Regions from separate parts of the Homo sapiens genome. Here region 1 is linked to region 2. A link is an interaction called in ENCODE POLR2A ChIA-PET data of the cell type or tissue named here. Cell type or tissue: PC-9. All regions are shown on one strand. Links, peaks and the distances in the headings refer to the core of each region. The heading gives the core; the rest is flanking DNA. Region 1 has its middle 9.5 kb from the start of SCAP. Region 2 overlaps PTPN23 (protein tyrosine phosphatase non-receptor type 23).

Region 1 (5,382 bases), core at 307-5,306, 90 kb after region 2:
GGGTTTTGAAAACAATAAAATTGGAGGGTGAACACATGTAAAATGCCTACACTGAAATAAACGGTAGCTTTTTTTTTTTTTTTTGAGATGGAGTCTCGCTCTGTCGCCCAGGCTGAAGTGCAGTGGAGTAATCTCAGCTCACTGCAAGCTCCGCCTCCCGGGTTCACACCATTCTCCTGCCTCAGCCTCCCGAGTAGCTGGGACTACAGGCGCCCACCACCATGCCCAGCTAATTTTTTGTATTTTTAGTAGAGACGGGTTTTCACCATGTTAGCCAGGATGGTCTCGATCTCCTGACCTCGTGATCCGCCTGCCTTGGCCTCCCAAAGTGCTGGGATTACAGGCGTGAGCCACCGCGCCCAGCTTTTTTTTTTTTTTGAGATAGAGTCTCACTCTGTCGCCCAGGCTGGAGTGCAGTGGCGCGATCTCAGCTCATTGCAACCTCCACCTCCTGGATTCAAGTAAGTCTCCTGCCTCAGCCTCCTGAGTAGCTGGGACTGCAGGCACGCGCCACCACAGCCAGCTAATTTTTGTATTTTTAGTAGAGACAGGGTTTCACCATGTTGGCCAGGATGGATGGTCTCAATCTCTTGACCTCGTGATCCGCCCACCTTGGCTTTCCAAAATGCTGGGATTACAGGCATAAGCCACCGCACCTGGCCCCAATGGTAGCTTCAATAACCATGATACAATCATTTAAAAATATTTAAAATGTCAAAGTTGAATGAATACATTTATTCAATGTCTTTATTACCTATCAAATTCCTACCATGTGTCAGAGACCAGGAATACAATAAGTTAATTTCCTGTACTAAAGAAGTTAACTGTCTTAGTGTTGAACCTTTAAACAAAACCTTATAGGAAATATAAGGTTTATTACAGAGGTCATAATAGCCCATAATAATAACCAATTATTGATTGTTGGGTTCTTGCCAGAAGCAGGTTTTACAATATATTTATCTCAAATAATCCTTGTGATGACCTTTAGAGGCAGGTAAGATAAACCCCTTCTTTTTTATTTTTATTTTTTTGAGACGGAGTCTCGCTCTGCTGCCCAGGCTGGAGAGCAGTGGCAGGAACTCAGCTCACTGCAAGCTCCGCCTCCCAGGTTCAAGCGATCCTCCTGCTTCAGCCGCCCCCGGTAGCTGGGATTACAGGCACACGCCACCATGCCTGGTTAATTTTTGTTTTTTGTTTTCTCAGTAGAGACGGGGTTCCGCCATGTTGGCCAGGCTGGTCTCTAACTCCTGACCTCAGGTGATCCACCCGCCTCGGCCTCCCAAAGTGCTGGGACTATAGGCATGAGCCACCGCGCCTGGCCGATAAACCCCATTTTAAGTTGTAAAAACCATTGCATCCAGAGCTCTGACAACTTCTCTGAGGTTCCACAGTTGCTGTGTTGCAGAGGCATCATCACATGTTGATCCACCTATCCCCAAAGCCCCTGGACTTCTGCCACTGAGCTTCCAAATGCTATGAGGAAAAGGGAATTGGAAACCAAAGACCAGGAATCATGAAGAAGGTGCTGATGTGATTTTGGGTAGGGCCTTATAGGGTAAGAGCTTGTCAGGCAATAAGAACAACAGCAGTCAGCCAGGCGTGGTGGCTCATGCCTGTAATCCTAGCACTTTGTGAGGCCGAGGTGGGCAGATCACCTGAGGTCAGGAGTTCGAGACCAGCCTGGCCAACATGGAAACCCCATCTCTACTAAAAATACAAAAATTAGCTGGGCGTGGTGGTGCACGCCTGTGGTCTCAGCTACTCGGGAGGCTGAGGCAGGAGAATTGCTTGAACCCAGGAGGCAGAGGCTGCAGTGAGCCGAGATCATGCCACTGCACTCCAGCCTGGGTGACAGAGCAAGACTCAGTCTCAAAAAATAATAATAATAATTAATAAAAAGAACAGCAGCAGTGGCTAATCCTTAAACCAGTTACCAGGCCTACTTTATATGTCATTGCTTACTTATCCTAACAACCCCAATAAAACCCATGAAATGGGCACTCTTTTCTCCCCATTTTTTTTTTTTTTTTTTTTGAGACGGAGTCTCGCTCTGTCGCCCAGGCTGGAGTGCAGTGGCGTAATCTCGGCTCACTGCAAGCCCCGCCTCCCGGGTTCACGCCATTGTCCTGCCTCACCCTCCAGAGTAGCTGGGACTACAGACGCCCGCCACCATGCCGGGCTAATTTTTTGTATTTTTAGTAGAGACGGGTTTTCACCGTGTTAGCCAGGATGGTCTCGATCTTCTGATCTCGTGATCCGCCCGCCTTGGCCTCCCAGTGTTGGGATTACAGGTGTGAGCCACCACGGCCAGCTTGTCTCCCGATTTTATAACTAAAACAAACTGGGGCCTAGAAATGTCCAATCGCGGCCAGGCGAGGTGGATCACGCTTGTAATCCCAACACTTTGAGACGCCAAGGTGGTCAGATCATGAGGTCAGGAGATCGAGACCATCCTGGCTAACAAGGTGAAACCCCGTCTTTACTAAAAATACAAAAATTAGCCGGGTGTGGTGGCGGGCACCTGTAGTCCCAGCTACTCGGGAGGCTGAGGCAGGAGAATGGCGTGAACCCGGGAGGTGGAGCTTGCAGTGAGCCGAGATCGCACCACTGCACTCCAGCCTGGCCAACAGAGCTAGACTCCATCTCAAAAAAAAAAAAAGAAGAAAAGAAAAGAAACCCCTTCTCTACTGAGAATACCAAAAATTAGCTGGGCGTGGTGGCGGGTGCCTGTAGTCCCAGCTACTCAGGAGGCTGAGGCAGAAGAGTGGCGTGAACACAGGAGGCGGAGCTTGCAGTGAGCCGAGATCGCGCCACTGCACTCCAGCCTGGGCGACAGAGCGAGACTCTGTCTCAAAAAAAAAAAAAAAAAAAAAAGAAAGAAATAAGAAATGTCCAATCACTTGAGTAAGATCACTATAGTCAGTTATTTCGTTGTTGTCTTCTCTGTAAGCTGATCAATCATACACATGCACCCCTTGCCCAATGTCCAGTGGCTGTAGAGCCTCCTGGCTGGATGAGTGCACCTCCCCTCTCCATTGTCAGCCTTGGCCAATAAAGCGTGAGTGAACACGACCTACACCAAGTCTAGCAGAAGCTTTAAGAGCCACTGCTTGTGTGAATGTGCCTCTTGTTCTTCCCCTTAGCCAGGAGAACATAGTCCTGTGTTGGAACTGTTCCTTCAGACCAGGTGCCAGGATGAGAAGCCATGTGGAGCAGAACTGCAGCACATTACCCATGGTCCCCTATATGTAATGTGAGTGAGGAATGTGCTGTCCGTTTTAAGCCAACTGGGATTTGAGGGCTGTTTGTTACTACAGGAGAGCTGTAAGTGGTTACGAGTCAGGATCGTAACCTCAATAGATGTAAACACCATAAAATTCACCCATTGTCCAGTGTATATTTCAGTGACTTTCAGTAAATGTATGGTGAAACTATCATCACAATCTTCTTTTAGAACATTTTCATCACCCCCTTTCCATTCTCACTCCCAGCCTCAGGCAACTACCAATTTATCATCTATCTCTATAGATTTGCCTTTTCTGGACATTTCATATACATGGAATCATACTATATATATATAATATACACACACACACACTATATATATATATACACACTATATATACATATATACACATATATATATATACACATATATACATATATATATATATACACATATATACATATATATATATATACACACATATATACATATATATATATATATATTGCTCTATCGCCCAGGCTGGAGTGCAGTGGCACAATCTTGCCTCACTGTAAACCTCCGCCTCCTGGGTTCAAGCAATTTGTCCTGCCTTAGCCTCCCGGGTAGCTGGGATTACAGGAGCCCACCAACACACCCGGCTAAGTTTTGTATTTTTAGTAGAGATGAGAGTTTACCATGTTGGCCAGGCTGGTCTCGAACTCCTGACCTCAAGTGATATGCCTGCCTCAGCCTCCTGAAGTGCTGGGATTACAGGTGTGAGCCACTGCGCCTGGCCTATCTTTTGTATCTGGCTTAATGGTTTTTGGTCTCACTATGTTGCCCAGGGTGGAGTACAGTGGCTATTCACAAGACATGATCACAGCACATTACAGCATTGAACTCCTGGGCTCAAGTGATCCTCCTGCCTCAGTCTCCTGAGTAGCTGAGACTACCGGTATGTGCCCGACTAGCATACTGCTTTTGAGGTTCACCCATGTTGCAGAATGTATCAGTACTTTAATTCCTTTTTTTACTGCTAACATTCCACTGCACAGATAGACTACATGATGATTTTTATCATCAGTTGATGGACATTTGGATTTTTTCCACTTTTCAGCTATTATAATAAACACAGCTGTGAATATTCCCATGCAAGTTATTCCATGAAAGGGCCATATATGCGAAATGACCCCCAAATGCAGAAGGAGCTGAGAAACCAAAGAACAAGGCAGACAAATCCAGTTTATCAGCAGAGGGCAATTTATTAGGGAACTTATGGACACAAGCATGGTCTTGGTCAGCAACAAGTCAGGTAGATCTCCACACCATTATTCCCCAGACCCGGGACTTATATACCACAGGAAAAAGGGTATGTGCACTATAGAGACAATGAAAGGCAACCCTCTAGAACAGGCCAGAATGAGTTGCGTGATAACATCAAGGTTGCTTTGACCTAAAGGTAGGATATATTGTGAGTACATATTCTTACATTAAAGACAGTAAATAAACAAGGAATCAGGAGGCATTCACAGGACTGCGGTTAATCTGAGGTCAACATGGCAAATTAGCATCCAAGATGGAGTCACTTTTGTCACCACACAAGAGTTTGTGTAGAACTTTGTTTTCATTTCTTTTGGGTAGATAGCTATGAATTGAATGGGTTGAGTCATATAGTATTTATTTATTCATTTATTTATTTATTTATTTTGAGACAGGGTCTTCTCTGTCACATACTGGAAGTGCAGTGACGCGATGTCAGCTCACAGCAACTTCCACCTCCTGGGTTCAAGCAATTCTCGTGCCTTAGCCTCCTGAGTAGCTGGGATTACAGGCGTGTACCACCACGCCCAGCTAATTTTCTGTATTTTTAGTAGAGATGGGGTTTCACCATGCTGGCCAGGCTGGTCTCAAACTCCTGGGCTCAAGTGATTCACCTACCTCGGCCTCCCAGTGCTGGGATTACAGGCTTGAGTCACTGCACCCAGCCTAGGTTTAACATTTTAAGAAACTGCCAAACTATTTTCCAAAGTGACTGCCCCATTTTACATTCCCACTAGCAATGTATGATATGAGGGTTCCTATTTCCTCACATCCTTGTCAGCACTTGTTACTGTCAGTCTTTTTGATATAGCCATTTTAGTGGCTATGTAGTAGTATCTCATGGTGGTTTTTTT
Region 2 (5,382 bases), core at 309-5,308:
CAAACTCCTGAGCTTAAGCAGTCCTGCCTCAGCCTCCCAACTAGCTGAGACCACAGGCATGCACCACCACTCCTGGCTAATTTTTAAATTTTTTTTCGTAGAGATGGGGGTCTCGCCATATTGCCCAGGCTGGTCTGGAACTCCTAGCCTCAAGTGATCCTCTCACCCCAGCCTACCAAAGTGCTGGGATTATAGTCATGAGCCATCATGCCCAACCCAAGGCCACTTTTTGTAGTTGTGTTTTTGTTGTTGTTGTTGTCATAATTATTTTTGAGGGAGGGAGTGGAGAGGGGGTGGAGTTGGATAGATCAGAGTGAAGATTGTTAAATGCCTGTCAGCTCCCTAAAGTTCTTGGTAAATCCTTATGTTTGTGCATAGTTGAAAATTTCTAGGGGGATTTAATTCATGGCTTTTATCATATTCTCAAAGGACCCACAAAAGGCTAAATAAAAACCACTGATAGGGGAAAGTGGTATTCAGGTACCATTTAGCTCTTCAGCAACTCTTAAGACATTTGTTTTCCAAATTTCAAACATATAGAAAAATTGGAAGAATAATTCAGTGCTCACCCAAATTCTCACTATCTAGTATTTTTGTTTTGTTTTGTTTTTAGAGATGGGATTTACTCTTTGTTGCCCAGGCTGGACTTGAACTGCTAGGCTCAAGTGATCCTCCTGCCTCAGCCTCTGGAGTAGCTGAGACTACAGATGTGCGCTGCACCTGGCTGATTCATTTTTAAATTTTTGTAGAGATGGGATTTATTGTTATGTTGCCCAGTCTGGCCTTGAACTCTTGGGGTCAAGTGATCCTCTGGCCTCGGCCTCCCAAAGTGCTGGAAGTACAGGTGTGAACCACTGCACCCAGTGTGTTACCTAGTTTTGTTTGTTTGTTTTGTTTTTTTAAGATGGAGTCTTGCTGTGTGGCCAAGGCTGGAGTGCAGTGTTGTAATCTCAGCTCACTGCAACCTCCCCCTCCTGAGTTCAAGCGATTCTCCTGTCTCAGCCTCCTGAGAAGTTGGGATTACAGGTGCCCACCACCATGCCTGGCTAATTTTTGTGTTTTTAGTAGAGATGGGGTTTCACCATGTTGGTCAGGCTGGTCTCGAACTCCTGACCTCAAGTGATCCACCTGCCTTGGCCTCCCAAAGTGTTGGGATTACAGGCATAAGCCACTGTGCCCGGCTACCTAGTTTTGATGGATGTATTTCACCTTATTTGTTTTCTCTCCAGATAGATAGATAGATAGAGAGAGATCCCACAAGCCCTTTGAAAGTAAGTTTTGGACATCACTTTTCCCGGACACATCTCAGCATGTGTTTCCTAAGAGTGAGGACATTCTACACAATCACAATGTTATTATCATACCTAAGAAAATCTACAATAATTTTCCCCTATCTTTTATGACTTTTCCTTTTTTTTGCAGACTCAGATCCAGCTGGGGTTCTCATATTGCATTTAGTTGTGTTCTGTCCCTTTAATCACTTATTTATTTGTTTATTTATTATTATTATTATTATTTTTGGAAACAGACTGGAGTGTGCACACAGCTCACCACAGCCTCAACCTCCCAGGCTGATTCTCCCACCTCTCCCTCTTGAGTAGCTGGGACTACAGGCGTGGGCTACCATACCCAGCTAATTTTTTTTTTTTTTTTTAATTTGTAGAGATAGGGTCTCATGTTGCCCAGGCTGCTCTGGAACTCCTGGGCTCAACAGTCCTCTGACCTCAGCCACCCAAAGTGCTGGGATTACAGACTTGAGCCACCATATCCAACCTGTTTAATCATTTTTAATCTAGAATAGTCCACTGCTCAACCCCCTCCTTTTACATGACATTAATTTTTTGAAGAGAGTGGGTTCATTGTTGCCCCATTTTCTGAATTTTTCTGAGTGTTTCCTTTTCGTGTTCATCTGTCCTCTGCATTTCCTGTAAAAGCAATCATTTGCTGAGTATACAACACATCTGATAAGGCCCCTACCATTCCTTAATGCTTATTGTTTGAGGCTGGGGTCACTGGCATGACCCTGCCGTCGGCACACAGTATGTTGGAGGCATGTTTGGAATGTGAGCGGAAGAGCAGCTAATGTTCAAGGCAGTGACATTTCGGCTGAGTCTTAGTAGAGAAAGTAGGGACAATGTAGATAGGCATTGATACCTGAGAGCAGCAATTCCCAAGTACTATTGGCTGGTTGTCCCTGGGAGGTGCCAGAGGAAAATCCTTGAAGGTTGTGGGGAGCAGGTTGTTTATTTTTGTAGAGACGGGTCTTGCTCTTTTGCCCAGGCTGATCTCTAATTCCTGACCTGAAGTGATCCTCCCACCTTGGCCACCCAAAGTGTTGGGATTACACGCTTGAGCCACCTCACCCGGCCAGGAACAGGTTGTGCAGGGTCATAAACTCTGTGCCAAAATTAGATTTGGTCCTAGAGGCTTTGGGAAGCTACTGCACACATTCTTTTTAGATTATATATCATTTCCTATCATCTCACTGTCCTGAGATAAGCATGTTTTGGTCTATCTTCTCCCTAAGGGTGTGTGTGTGTTTCAGAAGGATTTAAAGCTGGAAGTGACCTCAGAGTTGTGCTAGAAATAACAATTCTGGCCACTTGGTAAGGGACGGATTTGAAGGGGTGGGTTGTCCAGGACAGAGGTGGCATGGGGAGAGAGAAAAGAGCTTATGGACACAGGGACTTTCAGGAGCTGAAACCAACAGAAGAACCAGGGTTAGACTCAGAGGTTTGGGAAAGGGTTGCTTGATGCTGTAATTAGCTCAGCTGTCGCCTCCCTGCCATCTGTTCCTCTTCTCCCTTTGCTCACCAGGCAGACAGAAGCTGTCACCCAGGCTTCCCGGTTCCCATGTGGCTGATTCCTTAGCTATGCATCCTGGGTCCTGGGAAGGGACCTCAGGAAAGATGGGTGGGCCACACACATGGTGTGAGTGAGTGTGCTCCCAGACAGAGCAGGCTGCCTCATCTCAGCCTTTCTCAGCCACCTCTCTCTACCTTGCAAACCTTGGTCATGGCCTTAAGGAGCCCTGTGAGGTGGGTATCAGTGCTCATAGTGTTTGTGGCGTGAGTGGATCTGGCCTCCCAGATTGCTAGCCAAGACACCAGCAGCAAGTACTGCAACAGGGACAGTTGCAGTTGCCTTAGTCTGGTGATCTGAGTTGAACAGGGGGCCCTTTGGGCTAAGCCTGTGCCTCCAGGTGGGTGTGTATGCTCACTGTCCAAGACAGTCTGCTCTGGAGGTGGTGAGTGCCACTGTGGACAGGCACTCCAGTGCTCTCTCTGATGTGGGTAGTGACCTCCCCTTCTCACCTTCTCCCACCTGGGCCATTCTCCTCACACAGCTGCAAGTCTTTCCTCACAGATGAGGACACTGCAGATCACATGTTTCTATGCTGTCCTTTCCCAGGCCAGGAGAATGGGTTGGTGAGAGAGGCTTTCTGTTCCCACTCTTGTTTGGTGCCTCTTGCCTGCAGTTGCTATCAGCTTAGGGTTATGGTAGTCACCCCACAACGCAGCAGGGCCCAATCTTCTAGGGAGGCTTGAGTTCGTGACCCTTTCTGGAATCCTTATTAGGACCCCATTTCAGTCCGCTGAGTTCCTTGGCTTCCTGAGCTGGCAGACTCCTGGACTTTGTAGAGAGACTGCAGCGTTAGGAGGACCTGCCAGAGTGTTGGTGCAGGGTCACGGCTCTCGTGGTCAGCATTTTGGTGCTGCCTGTTCAGGAGGCGAAGTTCCTGGTGGTCCAGGAGACACGCTTATGGTTGTAGGTCTGCACTTAATCCTGAGTCCTGGTTGGTGCTTGCCCAGGACTCAGAGGGCAAGGCGGGGGTCTTCTCTGCCACTGGCTTATGTTCTTCTCTCTCTGTAGTTTGTCCTGAAGAATTATGGAGAGAACCCAGAAGCCTACAATGAAGAACTGAAGAAGCTGGAGTTGCTCAGACAGGTAGGAGGATAGTATTATCTTTTTATGCATGGGTAGACAGGATTGGTTTGATAGGGAGATAAAGAAACTGCCTAGGCTGGGCATGGTGGCTCAACGCCTATAATCCCACCACTTTGGGAGGCCGAGGTGGGCAGATCATTTGAGGTCAGGAGTTTGAGACCAGCCTGGCCAACATGGTGAAACCCCATCTCTACTAAAAATACAAAAATTAGGCAGGTGTGGTGTCATGTGCCTGTAGTTCCGGCTACTCAGGAGTCTGAAGCAGGATAATTGCTTCAACCCAGGAGGTGGAGGTTGCAGTGAGCTGAGATCATGCCACTGCACTCCAGCCTGGGTGATAGAGCGAGACTCCATCTCAAAAACAACAAAAAAGAAACCACCTGGCCCTTTCTAGCTTTTGATGTAAAGTGAAAGACAGCTGGATGTGTGACTCATGCCTATGATCCCAGCACTTTGGGAGGCCAAGGCAGGAGGATTGGTTCCTCCTGGAGTTCAGGCCCAGGAGTTTGAGACCAGCCTCAACATAGTGAGGCCCTGTCTCTATAGAAAACAAAAAAAATTAGCCAGGCATGATGGTGCACAGCTATGTCCCCAGCTACGCAGGAGTCTGAGGAGGGAAGATCACTTGAGCCCAGGAGGTTGGGACTGCAGTGAGCCAACCATGTTCATACCACTGTACTCCAGCCTGAGTGACAAAGTGAGACCCTGACTGTTTAGAAAACAAAACAAAAGTGAAAGATGTGTGACTCTTCCTTTCACTTAAACACTTAAGAGGCCATTGTAGGTTATTAATTGGCCTAATTTCAATATTATTGTGTCTCAGGGAATAGGGAGCCTGAGGAGAGGGAGAGAGGCAGGAAAAGGCCAGCCAGTGAAGCAGTGAGAACACACGGAACATTTATAAGTCTGCCGTCTTCTATGGGTGCAATTCATGGCACCAAAAACAATTATAATAGTAACATCAAAGATCACTGATCACTGATCACCATAACAGATATATAATAAAAAAGTTTGAAATATTGTGAGAATTACTAAAATGTGACACAGAGTCATGAAATGAGCACATGCTGCTGGAAAAATGGTGCCGACAGGCCTGTGTGATGCAGAATTGTCACAAACCTTCAGTCTGTAAAAAACACAGCACCTGTGAAGTGCAATAAAATGAGGTATGCTGTATTTTTTTCCTGATTATTGTATGTACTATTGGATAACAACATGTTTTCCCTTATGTTTTTGTTAGAAGGGTAAGAGTCTGCACTGGCATGGCTGAACTTGAGTACCAGTAATGTAGATACATGCCATAGAAATCAGTAGCTGTTAGTGTTTTCTTGTCTATCATGGACCACATACCAATCCTTGCAATAACCCAGCAGTACTAGCAACTATTGCCAGTATACTACCCATCAGTAAATTTTTGGATACATTTTCATTTAG

The links. Peaks named below come from ENCODE experiments on the same cell type or tissue, not always from the same donor. Only the 100,000 strongest peaks of a DNase experiment are listed, where the experiment ranks them.
Region 1: POLR2A ChIA-PET joins it to region 2 with 6 read pairs; 9 of 35 experiments call an interaction of 5 or more read pairs at or near these places.

Annotation. Positions count from the first base shown.
Region 1 is chr3:47,482,708-47,488,089 of GRCh38, forward strand. No RefSeq gene overlaps it. Among named protein-coding and RNA genes, the nearest start is that of SCAP, 9.5 kb to the left of the region's middle. In PC-9, for the core only: no CTCF peak of the experiment used is centred there; no DNase peak of the experiment used is centred there.
Region 2 is chr3:47,392,270-47,397,651 of GRCh38, forward strand. PTPN23 (protein tyrosine phosphatase non-receptor type 23) reads left to right here. Exons shown (of 25, transcript NM_015466.4): 2 at 3,874-3,948. Among named protein-coding and RNA genes, the nearest start is that of PTPN23-DT, 13 kb to the left of the region's middle. In PC-9, for the core only: no CTCF peak of the experiment used is centred there; a DNase peak (open chromatin) is centred at 2,392; H3K27ac peaks cover 746 bases.